Regions from separate parts of the Homo sapiens genome. Here region 2 is linked to region 1. A link is an interaction called in ENCODE POLR2A ChIA-PET data of the cell type or tissue named here. Cell type or tissue: PC-9. All regions are shown on one strand. Each heading gives the region's core, and the rest is flanking DNA. Links, peaks and the distances in the headings are about the cores only.

Region 1 (5,049 bases), core at 554-4,553:
TAACATCTCACTTCAGAATTCTCTTTCTAAGATAAAGGGATGGATGGATGGATGAATGGATGGATGGATGGATGGATGGATGGATGGATGGATGGATGGATGGATGGCAGCTGGACACAAAGCCTTGCCCTGGATGCAACAAGCACCAGCCATTTAAAAAATTTGTAAAGGATTGCTCTTTGTTTTGCATTCTTAAATTGTCCTCTTGTTTGATGCCTCACAGCAATGCAGCACAGTAAAATTTGAGGAGAGTGAGAGGTATGACTTTCTTTTATAAAGTCAAAAAGAAGAATTATGAAAGGAACGCTAAGAAAAGAGACAGGTAGGATGCTATCTTGGGTGCCTTAACCACTACAAAAGCTTGCCAAGATCACAGTAAGACACACATATTCCAGTGTGCAAACCACACTAGAGGCTCACATTTGTGCCAAGCCAGTATAACATTCCAGAGAAGTTCAGCTATAATTTAATTAGAAAGGCTAAACTCCAGAGTGGACCACTACAAAGGCATCAGTTATCTTTATTTTCATCAACACCAGAGACTTTGTTAATTAATGAATATGAGAAATGTGCTTTTACTGTGGCTTAATAATTGGCATAATTAGAATGTTAGAAATATTCTCCCACTGTTGATTTTAGTGTTATTCAATGAACAAGGATTGGTCAAAATATTTTCTAGACATGCCCCACCACTGATTAAACAGAATATAAAAATCTAGTGAGTCTGGGAGGCTAGATCCCTAAAGGTCCTATGTTCAGCCATTGGCTGGAGGATTTTAGTTATCTGCTGCTGATTATAAGACTAAATCCTCTCCCTAAGACAACATTGTCTAATAAAAAGATAATGAAAGTCACATACATAATTTTAAAAGCCGCATTAAAAAACAGGTAAAATGAATTTTTAGTAATATGTACTATTTAACCCAATATCTCCAAAACATTATCATTTCAACATATACTCAATATTTTAAAACATCTTGAAAATATATTTTATAGTCTTTTTTTCTTACTAAGCCTTTGAAATCCTGTGTGTATATTACATTTACAGCATTATTTCAATTCAGACTAGCTACAGTTCAGGAACTCAGCACCCAATGCACCAAATTATACAGCTCTAGAATATTGCTGCATTTACTTTAACTATGACCTTCAAAAGGACACAGAGCTGTCGGGCACAGTGGCTCACGCCTGTAATCCCAGCACTTTGGGAGGCCAAGGAGGGCAGATCACGAGGTCAGGAGATCGAGACCATCATGGCTAACAGGTGAAACCCTGTATTTTTGTAAAAATACAAAAATTAGATGGGTGTGGTGGTGCATGCCTATAGTCCCAGCTACTGGGGAGGCTGAGGCAGAAGAATGGTGTGAACCCCGGAGGCGGAGCTTGCAGTGAGCCGAGATTGCACCACTGCACTCTAGCCTGGGCGGCAGAGAGAGACTCTGTCTCAAAAAAAACAAAAATGACACAGAGCTGCAGCTTACCAACTTTACATGCAAGCTGTATGAACTGTTTTTCGAGCCTACTTGCGAATAATGATTGCTTAATGAATGCCAATGTTAATGGCAGGATTTGGTCTGAAACTTGCCTTTATTATGACCCTTATAGGAAGACAGTGGCATTGGGAGCCAACATTACCAATCAAAAAAAAGCCATAATTTATAATTACGCATAATCAAATTGGCTTAGGTCATTTTGTAAGACTTCTAGTCAAATAAACTGACATAATAAGAACTGGGGACCAGGCAAGTGGCTCACATCTGTAATCTCAGCCCTTTGGGTGGCCTCCAGGAAGGATCTCTTGAGCTCAGGAGTTCAAGATCAGCCTGGGTAACACAGGGAGACTCTGTCCCTACAAAAAATCAAAAAAGTGTCTGGGTATGGTGGTACATGCCTGTAGTACCACTTATTCAAGAGGCTGAGGTGGAAGGATTGCTTGAGCCCAGGAGTTTGAGGCTGCAGGGAATTGTGAATGCACCACTGCATTCCAGCCTAGGTGACTGAGCAAGACCTTGTGTCAAAAAAAAAAAAGAACTGGGAATATTTCCAACTCTTTGTTATGTTTGTTGTCTTAAGTTTTATATTTTCTAGTCTAAATGACTAATTGTTATTAAATATAACAATTAGTTGTACAACTATTTTGTGAAAAACACTGTACAAAGAAATAGTAACATTTACAGAGCATCTACTATGTGTCAGTCCCAAAAGAGATCCAGATGTTGCTTTCAAGGAAGCTGTGGTCCAGTGGCCTGGGATGAGTGGGGAAGGGACTAAGACAACAGAAAATTATAACTAATATATCAGGTACAGATACATTCATAAATTCATAGACAAATATGTCTTGATGGGGATGAAAAGGGGATCACGGAAAGATTTGAGGAACAGGTTGCATTTGAGCTAGATCTTGAATTACTATGTTTGGGGCACGTAAAAATGGTTAGAAAGGCATTTGTAGAAGAGAGAACAGCTGCAGCAAAGTCCTAAAAACATGATGCAGACACAACTGTGAAGAGGTTCCTTTGGCTGGGTGGTTTTTTATCAGAGCTGTGATGCCACTGAATTTTGGAACAGGCTGCAGTTAAATTGCAGAGGACTTTGAAGGCCACAGCAAGGGGTTAAATGAGCAGGTAATGTGGGCCATTGGCTTTTCCTGAGCAAGAGCGTGACATGATCAGAAGGGTGCTTTAGTGAGATTAACATGAAAAATGGACTCATGGGGAGGGAGGCCGGAAGAAAGTAAGCCAGTTTGAGGCTTATTAGAATTGCCCGTGCTAGACATCAGCGAGCCTGAAAGAGTAGAGAAGTAATGAGACAAGAAAGGGGGAGGTGGATGCAATAGGTATTGAATTGAAGAGAGAAGGTTGCTGCTGGGACGTGGTGAGGTGGATGGGCATGATCATTATTATACAGCGTGTCTCCCGTTCTATTCTCAATTAGACTCTATGGCTCTTAAGAGACAAAATTTTATTTATTAGTGCTTTTGCCTCACATATTTACCATTTATTTGTGATGAGAAGACTTAAAATCTGCTCTCTATGCTATTTTCAAGTATACACCAAATTGTTATTAACTATAATCATCACCTTGTACAATAGATCTCTTGAAGTTATTCCTCCTGTCAAACTATATTCTTTGACCAATATTACTCCAAGTCCCCCACCCCCATGCTGGGACTGGACTACTGAATTATTATAAGAGTAATGAAGGAAAGGCTGGGCACAGTGGCTCACACCTGTAATCCCAGCACTTTGGGAGGCCAGGATGGGCGGATCATCTGAGGTCAGGAGTTCAAGACCAGCCTGGCCAACATGGTAAAACCCTGTCTCTAGCAAAAATACAAAAATTAGCTGTGCGTGGTGGCAGACGCCTGCAATCCCAGCTACTCAGGAGGCTGAGGCGGGAGAATCGCTTGAACCTGGGAGACAGAGGTTGCAGTGAGCCGAGATCATGCCACTGCACTCCAGCCTGGGCAACACAGCCAGACCCCGTCTCAGGGGGGGAAAAAAAAAAGAGTAATGAAGGAGAAAGGGATGTGCAAAAACTTCTCAGACTTTGGTAACTTAAAGAATGGTGTCTCTCCATTAAAAAATAAAAAGTGCAAAAAAAATTTTTTTAAGCACAGAAAGAAATTGATTAAGGAAAGAAATTCCTCTTTGCACCAAAAAATGTGAGAGATTAGCAGCATACTCAGGTAAACTTATCAAGCAAGCCCAGTGTGAAAGGAAAATAAACGGTGGGGCCCCAAAAATCACTAAGCTAAAGGGAAAAGTCAAGCTGGGAACTGCTTAGGGCAAACCCGCCTCCCGTTTTATTCAGTCACCCCTCTGCTCGCTGAGATAAATGCATATCTGATTGCCTCCTTCGGAGAGGCTAATCAGATATTCAAAAGAATGCAACCATTTGTCTCTTATTAACCTATGACCTGGAAGCCCCGTCCCCACTTCGAGTTGTCCTGCCTTTCCAGACCAAGCCAATGTTCATCTTACATATGTTGATTGATGTCTCATGTCTCCCTAAAATGTATAAAACCAAACTGTGCTCTGACCACCTTGGGAACATATCATCAGGACCTCCTGAGGCTGTGTCACAGGCACACACTCTCAATCTTAGCAAAATAAACTTTCTAAATTAACTGAGACCTCTGTCAGATATTCAGGGTTCATACCAGGAAAATGCAACATTAGAGCAGACAGGAGAGGGTCTTCACACTGAGGAGCTCAAACTCTCACAGGCATCTAGCTTTCCCAGTGTCCATCCATGAGAACTGTTTAAAAGTATATTTTCATGCATTAAAAAGGATACTAGCGGGTAGGGCAAGGTGGCTCATGCATGTAATCCCAGCACTTTGGGAGGCCCAAGTGGGTGGACTGCTTGAGCCACCAGCCTGGGCAACATGGCAAAACCTCATCTCTACAAAATGATACAAAACTTAGCCAGGTGTGGTAGCACATGGCATGGTAGCACACGCCATGGTCCCAGCTACTCAGGTGGCTGAGGTGGGAAGATCACCTGAATCTGGGGAGGTGGAGGCTGCAGTGAGCCGTGATCACACCACTGCACTCCAGTTTGGGTGAGTGAGATCCTGTCTCAAATAAATAAATAAATAAATAAATAAATAAATAAATAATATTAGCCAGGCAGAATGGTCCACACCTGTAGTCCCAGCTACTCTGGAGGCTAGGGTGGGACAATCGCTTGAACCCAGGAGTTTGAGGCTGGAGTAAGCTATGGTTGTGCCACTGTACTCCAGTGGGACAACAAAGTAAGACCCTGTCTCTAAAAAAAAACACAAAAGGTTAAAAAAATGATATTCAGATACATATAATGAATATGGAAAGACATGGAAGGATTTTCACAATGTATTAAGGGGTAATAAAGCAGGTCATTAAAGAATATACACAGTGCTTCACTTATACGTAAGTGTACGTATGACAGAAAGCCAAGAGCCAAAATGTTAGCACTGTATCTGTACGTTAGAAGATTCTGAGTGACTCTTATATTCTATTATTTGTTAGCCATATTTTCTAAGTTTGTAATAAATACGTAATACCT
Region 2 (4,798 bases), core at 489-4,488, 260 kb after region 1:
TCTCTACGTGTTAGTGCCATTTTAATTTTCCTAATGCACAATCCTGAGATTGTCATCCTCCCATCTCTTCCTTCAAACTCCTCCAGGGGCTCCCATTTTTTTATCCAATATTTTCTTCATCCTACCATTTGAAGTATTCGGCAATCTCAACTCAACTGACCTGAACAGACTTATCTCCCTGTATCCCTTCATGTAGCCCAAGACTAAGCCATGACTAATTGGGACACTTACTGTTACCTGGATATATCTCCTGGCTTTCCAGTTTCTCTGACTTTGTTTATATAATTTTCTTCTTGAAATTTCCTTTTCTTCATCTGTGCTGACTAAAATTCTACCATTATTCACAGCTCTTTGTTGTAACCTTTTCTTCCTACCCCCACCCACCCTAAAACAATCTTTTATTTTCCTGACCTCTCAGAACATGTGTTTTTATATCCGTTTTTTCCTTTCGTTTCCTTTCCTTCCTTTGTTCCTTCCTCCCTCCATTCATTACTATCGAGCTATTCAATAAACTTTGCTGAGTGTGCACAGTACTGGGCAGTCTACTGGGACAAACTGTTACTACTCTGCAAGAGGTTCACAGATTAATGGGAGCACTTTCACGCAGGACCTGAAGAAGACCTTGGCTGGAGGGTGGTAAAATGCAGGGGTTGGGTTAGACTGCCTAGGCCCTGAGCCTGGCTCTGCCAATGCTAGCTGGGTGACCTGGGCCAAGTTACTTTACTTGCCTCTGTCTGTTTATTTATAAAATCAAGATAAGGGCACCTGCCTCACAGGGTCCATATGACGGTTAAGTGAGCTTACTGTGGAGAGATTTGAGAAGAGCACTTGTCAGGTAGTAAGAACCCAATAAATATTATTGTTATTATCAGTGTGAATGGAGGGAAAGTGGCAAGTTAGAGTAGATGTCCTTGCAAATATATGTTGGAGAAAACCTCACACTCTACTCTGCACGCTCCAGTGCTGGTTGAGGAAGATGAAACAGACAAACACAGACTTCGAGCAGGTCTCCTCTTCTGAGTTGATTTGGGAGTTTGTTACGCGTGTTTCAGGTGCATTTGTAATTTCTGTCCCTATAGCCAATTTATCTCTTGACCTGAAGAGTGGCTTTTAGAGGTCACCACTCCCTCATGAGTTTTTTGTTGTTGTTTTGATTTTTTTTTTTTTTACCACTGTGGAGCCAGTAAGTTTGCAAAAAGTTTTTAAAAATAAAAATGGCTGCTCACACATCTCCCCTAGCAAGCCAGGGCATTCATAGGAGTGAAGTCAGAAGATGGATTTTTAGGGCAGCTAGGTCATGGAAACTATGTATAGGTTACCCAGTCAGTAGGCAGGTAAATGGCCTTTTTAAGATATAATAAAGTATTTTATTGAAGTAGGGAGGAGTTGGAAGCAGGTAAACTGCTTTCGATTCATGGGTCATACTTTTCTAAACTGGAGAGAGTGGGCAAGTCATTCAAACTTTCTGGGCCTCAGTTTCATTATCTGCATTATGGAAATAATTCCTCTGTTCAGGATTAAATGGGAATGTACATGAAAGTGCTTGGAAGTGGAGAGAAAGAAGAAAGGAAGGAAGAGAGAGAGGGGAGGGGAGGGAAAGAAGGAAAGAAGAAAAGAAGGGAGAGAGGGGAGGGGAGGGAAAGAAGGAAAGAAGAAAGGAAGGGAGAGAGGGGAGGGGAGGGAAAGAAGGAAAGAAGAAAGGAAGGGAGAGAGGGGAGGGGAGGGAAAGAAGGAAAGAAGAAAGGAAGGGAGAGAGGGGAGGGGAGGGAAAGAAGGAAAGAAGAAAGGAAGGGAGAGAGGGGAGGGGAGGGAAAGAAGGAAAGAAGAAAGGAAGGGAGAGAGGGGAGGGGAGGGAAAGAAGGAAAGAAGAAAGGAAGGGAGAGAGGGGAGGGGAGGGAAAGAAGGAAGGAAGGAAGGAAAGAAGGGAGGGAGGGAGGAAGGAAGGAAGGAAGGAAAGAAGGAAGGAAGGAGGAAAGGGAGGGTGAAGCTCAAATATATTCCAAAGAAATAGCCGGAGATCTATGCTGTACATTTTAACTTTATTATTATTATTATTATTATTATTATTATTATTTTTTGAGAGACAGGTATCGCTCTGTCACCCAGGCGGGAGTGCAGTGGCGCAATCTCAGCTCACTGCAATCTCTGCCTCCCAAGCTCAAGTGATCGTCCCACCCCAGTCTCCTGAGTAGCTGGGACTACAGGTGCATGCCACCATACATGGATAATTTTTGTATTTTTGTATTTTTTATTTTTTGTAGAGATGGGGTTTTACCATGTTGCCCAGGCTGGTCTCGAACTCCTGAGCTCAAGTGATCCGCCCACCTCGGCCTCCCAAAGTGCTGGGATTACAGGTGTGAGCCACCATGTCCAGCCTTTTAAACTTATTATTAAGAGCAAGAGTGTACTTGGAGAGTGTTTTTTTATAGTATTGACTTCATGAGTTTTAACCACCAACTTTTTGAACTAAGTGCAGTTAGTGCTTTGACTATATTGAGCTGACAGCTTTCTTACGTTATTACATGAATGTCATATTAGTCCATTGTACACTTTCACCTTTAGAATAGTTGAACTGTATTTTCAGTGCCTAACTGTGAGTTACTGTGACCCAGAACACTTAGAGAAGTTGACTAACATTCAGAAAATTTATGAGTAATAGTGAGTAATTTATGAATGAGAACATGGCAGATTTCCATACATCACTTTTATTGAAAGTTGAGTCACTCTTTGTTATGAAAATAATTTATAGGGCAATGTTCCATTTGAGAAAAAAATGAAAAGTAATGGTATTTGTCAAAATGATGAATATGGTTTAACTTCAATGAGAAAGAGCAAATTTCACAGAAAATATAAACCCTACATCAGTTTATTTATTGTCATAACTATTTCAGGTTCTTCTGGTAAAACAGCAAGAGGTTTGGCTGAATTAGGTATCACTCGCACCAGCTATTTTCTGTCTTTCTAGATCCATTTTCGGCCATTCTCTCTGCTGCTTGGAGCCTCGGGAGGCTTTTGCAGGAGATCAGAAGGCACAATGAGGCTGGGTCAGGGTATTTCTCTACTCTTTCCAGGTGACACCAAGGTTCTGGCACCAGCAGGGTCCCTGCACACCACAGCTCCTTTTCGCTCCAGGCTGCACAGGACTCTGGGAGGGAAAGACTTCCTACTGTTGCTTCTTCCGATGCCCCAATTTTCCTTCTTGCTTTGCTTCACTCTGCCTTCATCTGTGTACATTTAACAGATTTTTATCAAAATTCCACCTGGGGAAGACTTGTTTTCTACTGAGATCTAGCCAGATAATATTTTCCAGTAAGTACAGTTGCTGAAACTCTTCTGGGGCATGGTTACCACAATAAACCAGATCTAAAGCAACCAGATATGCATGCTGCTTTTTACAGATGGTTTTCAGCCTGCCTTCCTTCCTTCTTTTTTCTTTTCTTTTCTTCTTTCTTTCTCTCTCTCTCTCTTTCTCTCTCTTTCTCTTTCTCTCTTTCTCTCTCCTTCCTTCCTTCCTTCCTCCTTCCTTCCTCCTTTCTTTCTTTCTTTCTCTTTCTTTCCTTTTCTTTCTTTCTTTCTTTCTTTCTTTCTTTCTTTCTTTCTCTTTCTTTCTTTCTCTTTCTTTCTCTCTTTCTTTCTCTCTTTCTTTCTTTCTTTCTTTCTTTCTTTCTTTCTTTCTTTCTTTCTTTCTTTCTTTCTTTCTTTCTTTCTTTCTTTCTTTCGACAGGATCTTGCTCTGTCACCAAGGCTGGAATGCAGTGGTGCAATCATGGCTCACTGCAACCTCAACCTTCTGTCCTCAAGCAATCCTCCTGTCTCAGCTTCCGAGTACCTGGGACTATAGGTGCATGTTATCACACCCAGATATATATATTTTTTTAATTTTTGTGTAAAGACAAGATCTCACTATGTTGCCCAGGCTGGATTTGAAATCCTGGCCTTAAGTGATCATCCCACCTTGGCCTCCCAAAGTTCTGGGATTAGAGGAATGAGCCATCATGCCTGGCCATTTCCAGACATCTTTATCACCATGTCCACTTTATTAAAATTTTGCTAAAATAAACTGAAATATTACATGTGAGTGTAGAGCTCAATTACATTTCTACAAATTCTCCTCAGTGTGCATTTTTGATTAGGAAGGGTCACAGGGGAGATTCTTATGTGAGATCAGGAGGAAATGAAGCAGCAGACATTTTTGTAGCTCATACACATTGTCATTTATCATCTGGATCTCTTGTTGGTGGGAGACAGCAGCCAGGCCTTCAACTGCTCCACCTTCCCCAAGGTCCTCCTTCGCCTTTTCTGACTGCTGGCCCAGGCGTGTGTTTAGCTTCTTCATGAAGAATCTCAGATTCTGCAGGACACCCACACCACCAAGACCTGAGGCAACGGGAGCTGACATGGTTCCAGTTTGCTCTGTGAGCTCTAGCTTATTCTTGCTCTCCTTATCCTCCTTGGCAGCCATCTTTCTTCCCTGCATCAGCCACAGCCATCCCCACAGCGCTAGCATCGGCCTTAAGGACAGACATCAACCTTATAGAGTGTGCTTAACCAGCTCTGACTGTGGAAGGCCAACTCCCTGTGCATATAGGAAACGAAATATTCATTGTTCCTTTTGTAACTTCCTTTTCACACTTTAAAGATGCTATTCCAATGTATTCTGGCTTTAATATGATAATCTCATCCTTATATGTATTCAGCTCCTTTTTTTGACTTTTATTTTAGGTTTGGGGTACATGTGAAGGTTTGTTACATACATAAACACATGTCATGGGGGTTTGTTGTACAGATTATTTCATCA

Evidence for each region. ChIA-PET counts read pairs that join two places held together with the same protein. Peaks named below come from ENCODE experiments on the same cell type or tissue, not always from the same donor. Only the 100,000 strongest peaks of a DNase experiment are listed, where the experiment ranks them.
Region 2: POLR2A ChIA-PET joins it to region 1 with 6 read pairs; 2 of 35 experiments call an interaction of 5 or more read pairs at or near these places.

Annotation. Positions count from the first base shown.
Region 1 is chr6:144,388,057-144,393,105 of GRCh38, reverse strand. All of the region lies in intron 2 of UTRN (utrophin), which reads right to left. Among named protein-coding and RNA genes, the nearest start is that of SNORA98, 15 kb to the left of the region's middle. In PC-9, for the core only: no CTCF peak of the experiment used is centred there; no DNase peak of the experiment used is centred there.
Region 2 is chr6:144,129,341-144,134,138 of GRCh38, reverse strand. No RefSeq gene overlaps it. Among named protein-coding and RNA genes, the nearest start is that of STX11, 19 kb to the left of the region's middle. In PC-9, for the core only: no CTCF peak of the experiment used is centred there; a DNase peak (open chromatin) is centred at 2,658; H3K27ac peaks cover 1,146 bases.